Regions from separate parts of the Homo sapiens genome. Here region 2 is linked to region 1. Evidence: chromatin loops called from intact Hi-C (ENCODE). Cell type or tissue: IMR-90. All regions are shown on one strand. Region 1 overlaps EXOC4 (exocyst complex component 4). Region 2 overlaps PLXNA4 (plexin A4).

Region 1 (5,000 bases):
AGGTAACTTTGTATAATATTTGTGATAATTTTGCGCATATAACAAAGTTTGTGTGCATTAAAGCATCAGAAAACAAAGGTGTCACTATCTCAGCCACCCATGGGGACAATCTGTGGTTGTTTGGAATCACTGTCATTTTTCTTTTTCTTTTTCTTTTTCCTTTTCTTTCTTTCTTTCTTTTTTTTTTTTTTTTTTTTTGAGACAGTATCTCCCTCTGTCACCCAGGCTGGAGTACAGTGTGGTGATCTTGGCTCACTGCAGCCTCGACCTCCCACACTCAAGTGATCATCATTTCTGACTCTGAATGTATAAGCTACTGATTAGCAATCATTTTCTTACGCTTATTCACACATAAATACTTAATAGCAAAATATATAACATACCATTAAAATAGTGAAAAAATAATGTGTTCGGGGTATCTAAGCAGCACAGCAGCATCACCAGAACACCCGCATCAGCTGCTGAACCACAGCCAGCTTTGTCGCCACCAACGATGCTGGTTTGTTCATTCTCTTCTCTTCTCTTCCCTTCCCATCTTGACAAGGTCTCACGCTGTTGCCCAAGCTGCAGTGCAGTGATGTGATCACATTTCACTACAACCTTGAAATCATGGGCTCAAGCAATTCTCTCACCTCAGCCTCTTGAGAAGCCTGGATTGCAAGTGGGGCATCATGACTTCCAGCCAATTTTTTTTTTTGAATTGCTATGTTGCCGAGGCCAGTCTAAAACTCCTGGGTTCAGATGATCCTCCTGCCTTGGCCTCCCACCTCACTGGGATTACAGATGTGAGCCACTGCACCCAGCCTGTATTTTATTTATTTAGGTGAGAAGAAACATCAGAAGCAGTTGAGGGACCAAGAAGTGGATCACCTAGGGATGAGGAAGCATTGTGCTAGGTGGCTTTTAAAAATGCTTCCAGCAGAGTCATCCGTGGCTCCATAACAATTTTTGTCTTAGAAGTCTTTCTTTAATTTTATAAACTGCCATGTTCTGTTATGAATGTGCACTGCTCTAGTCCTTCAGTAAGCTCATCACATATTTGCACCATGTTGTCTGTAGATAGTAATTTTGCAGTGTTAACAATGCCATCTTTATCGTCACTATTATCACAATCACCTTGATTCAGAACCATTTTGGTTATTTTGCCATCAGTCAATGAATGAAATAACTGAAGCCTCATTATCAATGTTAAATTTCTTTAACATCCACTTCTTCCAGCATACTGATGAATTCTGAAGATACATCTTTTGCATATGTAAGGAGATCAGACTTTTTTTTCTCACTTGACATGTGAAATCCTTCAAAGTCAGCATTTTGTTCATCATTATCACTGAACATAGTCACAGGTTAGAAGCTGTGCCAGGCACGCACCACTGTGTCTTTAGTCACAGTGTTCTAGGTGTTGGCAACAGCATATGTAGCATTATTTATGCTAAACTCCTTTTGAATATCTTCCACAACCACACCAATGTTCATTGCTACGTTGCTGCTAGCATGTTGTTCAAGAATACATTTTTATATTCACTCTACATTGATGTAAGGATACCTTCGTCACATGGATGAATTAATAAATTCACATTTAGGGGGAGTATATGTGGCATGAACATGATTTTTGATGAGAATTTCTGCTGGAGGATGAGCAGAACAGTGGTCAAGGAATAATAAAGTTGTGCATTTGTCATCCCGGCCAGCTTCCTTTCAGTGAGCACAAGTCACTGGTACAAAATGTTTGTGAAACCGATCAGAAGAGATATCCCTGGTGATAAATGCCTTTTTGTTCATATAATAATAGACTAGTAAGAAAATCACTCCTTGAAAACTGTGAGATCATAGCCTTTTCCTATCATAACAAATTACGCTTATGCATGCCTACTGCATTAGAACATCCCAACACAGCTGTTCTGTCTTTGGCATCCTTAATTCCTGTAGGAGCTGTCTCATCAGCTGTGGCCAGTGTCGTTCTGGGACCATACACCAAAACAGTGATGTTTTAACAGCATTATAGACTTGTTCTGGCATCAGATTTCCATCAGCGATGACCTTGGCAAATTCATCAGTGAATTGCTCTGCTCCTTCATGGTCAGCAGATGCTTTCTCACTGTATAAATCTTTAAAACAAATTGAATTCCATGTTTAAGTTTCTATAAGTAGCCTGTTGAATATTTACAGTTCCCTTCAATTTTCAGTTCATCTTGATAGAGCTTTGCTTGTTTCATCATCAGCAATACCATTAAGAGGCATGTGTTCACTGTGACACTGATCAATCCACTCTTTCAACACCTAAGATTTTAAAAGGAATAAATTAATTTTTAAATAGTGACGAGAACTTGCCATGTTGCCCAGGCTGGTCTTGACCTCCTGCAATTAGGTGATCCTCCCGTCTTCTCCCAAAGTGCTGGAATTACAGGTGTGAGCCACCATGGCCATCCCTAAGATCTTTATTTTTAGCTTTATGCAGTGTTTTTGTATTTTTCGTTAACTTTGTTTATCACTTTCAGCATGGAACTTCAACAGTTTATCCTTGTTCTTCAGGTCATATATGGTGGTCATTGTAACACCGTAGTCTTCTGTGACATGTTCCATACTTACACTGCTATTCAGTTTCTCCAACAGCCTGACTTTCAGTGCTATAGAGAAACATAAATGCTTTCCCTTTTTCCTATCACTGTTATTCATAGCCTTCTTGACATTTTCAACAATATCTTTCACCACAGAGCAGAGAATAAGCACAAAAATACAGTGAGTAATGCACGTAGGTCTTAGCCCCATCCTGGGGAACCTGTCCTTGCTGCATCTGGCCTGTACATGTGGCATTGTATTACACTTTGTGAGTGTGCTTTTATGGGAGGGATCCGGGTGTGTGTGGAAAAGATACATTGCAGCTGAAGGGAAGAAAAAAATCTGTCCTGGGAGGGTAATTTGTTCCTTGGGAGTGCTGAATAAACTGTGTTGTACACCTGAAGTTGAACTGTGACTTGTCATGTGAGGTCATGTGTGGAATTTTCCACTTGTGGCATCAGGTGATGCTCAGAATGTTTCAGATTTTGGAGCATTTCAGATTTCAGACTTTTGGATTAGGGTTGCTCAACATGTTGAACAATTATAACAATATGCTGTTAATAATTTCACAGATTTGTTCTTACCTTAGATCTTAGTAACCTCAGCATATGATTTTATTTTCTTTCCGTAAGTTAAGAACTTTTACCTTTTCACTTAGCAGAAAAGCCGGGTAGATACTATACTTTTTAAAAATTAAGAGAGAGGCAGGCACGGTGGCTCATGCCTGTAGTCCAAGCACTTTGGGAGGCTGAGGCCAGTGGATCACTTGAGGTCAGGAGTTCTCAAGACCAGCCTGGCCAACATGGTGAAACTCCATCTCTTACTAAAAATACAAAAATTAGCCAGGTGTGGTGGTGTGTGCCTGTAATCCCAGCAATTCAGGAGTCTAAGGCAGGAGAATCACTTGAACCTGGGAGACAGAGGTTGCAGCGAGCTGAGATCATGCTGCTGCACTCCAGCCTCAGTGTCAGAGGAAGACTCCATCTCAAAAAATAAGAAGAAGAATAATTAAGAGAGATTATTTCTAAAATTATAAATGTACTGGAACTGCTAGTTAAATTCTGTCTGCTTCTAGTAGAAACTATAGTTACTAAACAAATAAAAATATAGTAGTTCCTCCTTATCCACAATTTTGCTATCTGTGACTTCAGTTACCCATAGTCAATTGTGGTCCAAAAATATTAAATATTAAGAAAGCATTTTATGGCTTATTTTTGGTATATCCAAATTGCCAGCATCACTACTTTTGGACTCTGGGGCCATTATTAAGTAAAATAAGGGTTACTTGAACAGAAGCACTGCAATACCCGTCTGAGAGTTGACTTCATAATCGAGATGGCTACGAAGTGACTAATGGACAGGTAGCGTAAAACGCACGGATACACTAGACAAAGGAATGATTCATATCCTGGATGAGACAGAGTGGGACAGCATGAGATGTCATCACACTACTCAGAATGGTGTGCAATTTAAAATGCATGAGTTGTTTATTTCTGAAATTTTTCGTTTTATATTTTTGGAACACAATTGACTGCAGATAACTGAAGCCACAGAAAGCAAAACTGTAGATAAGGAGGAATTACTGTATTTTAATTTGTTTATTAAACTTCGTTTCTACTAGAAGCAGACAGCATTTAACTAGCAGTTCCAGTGCAGTTATAACTTTAGAAATAATCTCTCTTAATTTTTAAAAAAAGTATAGTATCCACCTGCCTTTTCTGTCAGGTTGTGTATAAACTTCCCTCCCAGCGAGTTTGAATTAATGTCATTTTGATGACCACCATGTGTATGTGTAAGTGCAATTCTGTATCTGTGTGTGTGAAAAATTGTGTATGAATCCTTTTATTAGTTCCATTAGCCTCAATATAATTAAATTATTGTACTAAAAATATCCAGATAAGTAATTTCCAGCATACTACTATGATTTTACTTTATAAGAATTTACAAAATAGGCTTATCAATTACAAAAGGATACAGCAAAGGAGATGTGCACAAACATATTAGTATTTGTACTTATATTTACATTTATACACACATACATGGAAACTCACAAGTCATCATTAGACATGGCTTTTGGTTGACTAAGAGCCCTCTCTGATAGGAGAAATATAGTGCAAGCCACAAATGTAATTTTATTTCCAACAGAAATAATATGAGCCACATTTAAAAAGTGTAAAGAAATAGATGAAATACATTTTAATAATACATTTTATTGCACCCAGTACATCCAAAATACTATCTCTTCAATCTGTAATCAATATAAACATTTTTAACGAGATATTTTACATTCTTTTTTTCATATCAGGTCTTAGAAACCCAGTGTGTGTTTTATACTTAGAGCACACCTCCATTTGGACTAGCCACATTTGAAGTGCTTAATATCCCTGCATGGCTTATGAGTGGAGCAAGGGGAAAAGGTGGAGAGGGAAGAGTACCTGTCT
Region 2 (5,000 bases), 1.1 Mb before region 1:
ATGGAACACAGGAGCCCATGTCTACATCTCCTACAACAAATGAAGACCACTAAATTATAAAGCTCTCCTGCAGAATGCAAAGCATCTGTCACTAATATGCTAACCCATTCATTTTTTCCCCATGTATTGGAAAGAGAGAGAACAGATACTGCTTGGGTTTTACTAAGCCCTAGACTGTGTCTGCTATTTTAAAAATACCTTCATCATAGATGTGTGAAGCAAAGATATGAGAAACAGGGGGTAGAACCTGGAGAGGGGCTGCCCCACCTAAAGGCATTCCCATGATAAAAATTTTTCCTTGGCACTTGACACGCCTGGACCAAGCCAACCCTATCTAGTCGCCAGGTCCTACCTGCAGGCTTTGATTGTGCAGACTTTGTCCTACCTCCCAGAATGTGGGATTAGACCAACAGGACATTATTCCTAATGGGCAAGGTCAATATTTTAATCACCAATCTCTTAGCTCATGGTGGAGTTCATTTCCCTAGACCACACTGTTTTGAGCATGCGCTCATTGAAGTTGGAGGCACGCACCGAGGAAGGGAACAAGCAGAACAGAGGCCCAGGTGCGCTCTGTTCCAAGCTTGCTCTATAGCACTCTGGGTGCTACTCAACCTCCCGGGATTGTTCTTTTTCCACTGGAAAGTAGTGGGACTCTCCTAAGGGAAGGTGAATACCTGGGATGCTTTCAGAACAATTTCAAGTACATTGTCCAAGACAGTATGTTTACGCCGAAACATGAACCACTTGAAAAATGCAAGAATCTCTAGGTGGATCTTCTTGCTTCTTTGTCAAGTTTCTGCCAGATCCCAAAAGGAACTCCTAAGTCTGCAACTGGGTCCAGAAGTAAACAGCACTAGGTAAGCATGAAGTTGAAGCTGCCGGGGACACAAGAGCCTTGTATCCGCCGGCCTCCTGGTCACTTCCGCCTGCAAATCCACATATGCCCCAATTCACCTTGTTCAGAAAAGAATGCAGCACTCCTGCCCCACCACTCCCCCGACAGCCTGCCTCAGTCCAGATTTCTCCAGCTCCACTAATGGCATCATCTCCCACCAGCTGCCCAGGCAAGACACCTGCAGGACAACCCCACTGCCCGTTCCTTGCTGCCCACCACCTTCACCGCCATATCCACCATCATCTGTCAGCGCTAATTCCTACGATGCACTTCTCAGATCAGCCCCTTTCTCTCCTTTGCCACCCCCTTTGATCAGCCCCGGCTCAGGATGCTTTGATTTACTGCAATAGCCTGCTTCCAGTTGTTCTCCACGTGGCCCCCGCTGAACCTTGCTACAGTACAAATCTGGTCTTGTTGATTCTCTTCCTTGGAGATCGCCAAGGCCTGACTGCTGCCTGATGGATAAATCCCTTAGCTGGATACTGACACTGGTCCTGGTGCAGCCTCTGCCGTGTTGCCCCTTGCCCCACTTCCCACCTCTGCCTTGAACTCCTGCAGACCCCAAGGGCTGTGCTCTCACCTCTCTGTGCTGCTTCCTCCACGTGGGACCTCTGCTTATGAGTTCACAAAGCCAATCTGAGGGATCCTTCAAAACATCCTCTAAAACTCAACTGGATGCCCCTCTTCCTCCTCCTCCTCCTTCTCCTCCTCTTTCTCCTTCTTCTCCTCCTCTTCCTCCTCTTCCTCCTCCTCCTCTTCCTCTCCCTCCTTCTTGTCCTCCTCCTCCTCTTCCTCCTCCTCCTCTTCCTCCTCCTCCTCTTCCTCCTCCTCCTCTTCCTCCCCCTCCTTCTTGTCCTCCTCCTTCTTGTCCTCCTCCTCCTTCTTCTCCTCCTCCTTTCTCCTCCCCCACCTCCTCCTCCTCCTTCTCCTCCTCCTCCTTCTCCTCCTCCTTCTCCTCCTCCTTCTCCTCCTCCTTTCCCCTCCTCCTCTTCCTCCTTCTCTTCCTCCTCCTTCTCTTCCTCCTCCTCCTCTTCCTCCTCCTCCTTCTCCTCCTCTTCCTCCTTTTCCTCATCCTCCTCCTTCTCCTCCTCCTTCACCTCCTCCTACTCTTCCTCCTCCTCCTTCTCCTCCTCTTCCTCCTCCTCCTCCTTCTTCTCCTCCTCCTCCTTCTCCTCCTTCTCCCCCTCGTCCTTAACCTCCTCCTCCTTATCCTCCTCTTTCTCCTCCTTCTTCTCCTCCGCCTCCTTCTCCTCCTCCTCCTTATCCTCCTCTTTCTCCTCCTCCTTCTCCTCTGCCTTCTCCTTCTCCTTCTCCTCCTTATCCTCCTCCTCATCCTCCTCCTCCTTACCCTCCTCTTTCTCCTCCTCCTCCTTATCCTCCTCCTTATCCTCCTCTTCTTTCTCTGCCTCCTCCTCCTACTCCTCCTCCTCCTCCTTCTCCTCCTCTTCCTCCTCCTCTCCCTCCTCCTTCTCCTCCTCTTCCTCCTCCTCTCCCTCCTCCTTTCTCCTCCTCCTCCTTCTCTCCTTCTCCTCCTCCTTCTCTCCTTCTCCTCCTCCTTCTCTCCTTCTCCTCCTCCTCTTTCTCCTCCTCCTCCTTCTCCTCCTCCTCCTTCTCCTCCTCCTTCTCTTCCTCTTTCTCCTACTCCTCCTTCTCCTCCTCCTCCTCTTCTTTCTCTGCCTCCTTCTCCTCCTCCTCCTTCTCCTCCTTCTCCTCTTCCTCCTCTTCCTCCTCCTCTCTCTCCTCCTCCTTCTTCTCCTTCCTCCTCCTCCTCTGCCTCCTCCTCCTTCTCCTCCTCCTTCTGCTGCTCCTCCTCCTTCTCCTCCTTCTCCTACTCCTTTTCCTCTTCATCCTCCTCCTCCTTCTCCTCCTCCTCCTTTCTCCTCCTCCTTCTCTTCCTCTTTCTCCTCCTCCTCCTTCTCCTCCTCTTCCTCCTCCTTCTCCTCTTTCTCCTCCTCCTCCTTCTCTTCCTCCTTTCTCCTCCTCCTTGTCTTCCTCTTTCTCCTCCTCCTCCTCCTTCTCCTCCTCTTCCTCCTCCTTCTCCTCCTCTTTCTCCTCCTCCTCCTCCTTCTCTTCCTCCTCCTCCTCCTCTCCTCCTTTTCCTCCTCCTCCTTCACCTCCTCCTCCTTTTCCTCGTCCTCCTCCTTCTCCTCCTCCTTCTCCTCCTCCTCCTTCTCCTTTTCCTCCCCCTCTTCTTTCTCCACCTCCTCCTTCTCCTCCTCCTTCTCCTCCTCCTTCTCCTCCTCCTTCTCTTCCTTTCTCCTCCTCCTCCTTCTCCTCCTCCTCTTCTTTCTCTGCCTCCTTCTCCCCCTCCTCCTCCTCTTCCTCCTCCTCCTCTCCCTCCTCCTCTCCCTCCTCCTCCTCTCCCTCCTCCTCCTCTCCCTCCTCCTCCTTCTCCTCCTCCTCCTCCTTCTCCTCCTCTTTCTCTTCCTCTTTCTCCTCCTCCTTCTCTTCTTTCTCTGCCTCCTTCTCCTCCTCCTCCTCCTTCTCCTCCTCCTCTTCTTCCTCCTCCTCCTCTCCCTCCTCCTCCTTCTCCTCCTCCTCCTTCTCCTCTTCCTCCTTCTCCTCCTCCTCCTTCTCCTCCTCCTTCTCCTTCCTCCTCCTCCTCTTCCTCCTCCTCCTCCTCCTTCTCCTCCTCTTTCTCCTCCTCCTCCTTCTCCTACTCCTTCTCCTCTTCATCCTCCTCCTCCTTCTCCTCCTCCTTTCTCTTCCTCCTCCTTCTCTTCCTCCTTCTCCTCCTCCTCCTTCTCCTCCTCTTTCTCCTCCTTCTCCTCCTCCTCCTCCTTCTCCTCCTCCTCCTCTTTCTCCTCCTCCTCCTCTCCCTCCTCCTCCTTCTCCTTCCTCCTCCTCTTCCTCCTCCTCCTCCTTCTCCTCCTCCTCCTTCTGCTGCTCCTCCTCCTCCTTCTCCTCCTCCTCCTCCTCCTGCTGCTCCTCCTCCTCTTTCTCCTCCTCCTCCTTCTCCTACTCCTTCTCCTCTTCATCCTCCTCCTCCTTCTCCTCATCCTTTCTCCTCCTCCTTCTCTTCCTCCTCCTTCTCTTCCTCCTTCTCCTCCTCCTTCTCCTCTTCCTCCTCCTTCTCCTCCTCTTTCTCCTCCTCCTCCTCCTTCTCCTCCTCCTCCTTCTCCTCCTCCTCTTCCTCTTCCTCCTCCTCTCCCTCCTCCTTCTCCTCCTTTTCCTCTTCCTCCTCCTCTTCCTCCTCCTTCTCCTCCTCCTTCTCCTCCTCCTTCTCCTCCTCCTTCTCCTCCTCCTCCTTCTGCTGCTCCTCCTCCTCCTCTCCTCTTCCTCCTCCTCCTTCTGCTGCTCCTCCTCCTCCTTCTCCTCCTCCTTCTCCTCCTTTTCCTCGTCCTCCTCCTCCTCCTTTTCCTCCCCATTCTTTCTCCTCCTCCTCCTTCTCCTCCTCCTCCTTCTCCTCCTCCTTCTCCTCCTCCTTCTCCTCCTCCTTCTCCTCCTTTTCCTCCCCCTCTTTCTCCTCCTCCTTCTCCTCCTCCTCCTTCTCTTCCTCCTCCTCCTCCTCCTTCTCCTCCTCCTCTTCTTTCTCCTCCTCCTTCTCCTCCTCCTCCTTCTCCTCCTCCTTCTCCTCTTCCTCCTGCCCCTCCTCTCCCTCCTCTTCTCCTCCTCCTTCTCCTTTCTCCTCCTCCTCCTCTTCCTCCTCCTCCTTCTGCTTCTCCTCCTCCTCTCCTTTTCCTCCTCCTCCTCCTTCTGCTGCTCCTCCTCCTCTCCTTTTCCTCCTCCTTCTCCTTCTGCTGCTCCTCCTCCTTCTCCTCTTTCTCCTCCTCCTCCTTCTCCTCCTCCTCCTCCTCCCCCTCTTCTTGCTCCTCCCCCTCCTTCTCCAGGAGCCCTTCTTCATGTCCTGCTTTTCATAACTGGATGGGTGCCCGTCTTCCTATTCCCAGAGCACCCTCTTCATGCCCCAGTCTCACTCTCTGACACATTGCATGTAAATTCTCTATTCCCACGTATGTTGTGGCCACACTAAGCTGTGAACTCCCTGCTGACAGAAGTAGGTCTTTCATCTCCACACAAATTCTCACATAGTGCCTAGCACACAGTAGGCACTCAATAAATATTGCTTGAATTGACTGATTGCTTGATCAATTGATTAAAT

Evidence for each region. Peaks named below come from ENCODE experiments on the same cell type or tissue, not always from the same donor. Only the 100,000 strongest peaks of a DNase experiment are listed, where the experiment ranks them.
Region 2: a loop joins it to region 1, with 22 times the contacts of the local background. A loop is called at or near these places in 1 of 110 quality-filtered maps.

The regions. Positions count from the first base shown.
Region 1 is chr7:133,701,821-133,706,820 of GRCh38, forward strand. The region is part of intron 10 of EXOC4 (exocyst complex component 4); the gene reads left to right. Among named protein-coding and RNA genes, the nearest start is that of MIR6133, 410 kb to the left of the region's middle. In IMR-90, no CTCF peak of the experiment used is centred here; DNase peaks (open chromatin) are centred at 1,891 and 3,931; H3K27ac peaks cover 391 bases.
Region 2 is chr7:132,559,697-132,564,696 of GRCh38, forward strand. All of the region lies in intron 1 of PLXNA4 (plexin A4), which reads right to left. Among named protein-coding and RNA genes, the nearest start is that of PLXNA4, 14 kb to the right of the region's middle. In IMR-90, no CTCF peak of the experiment used is centred here; no DNase peak of the experiment used is centred here.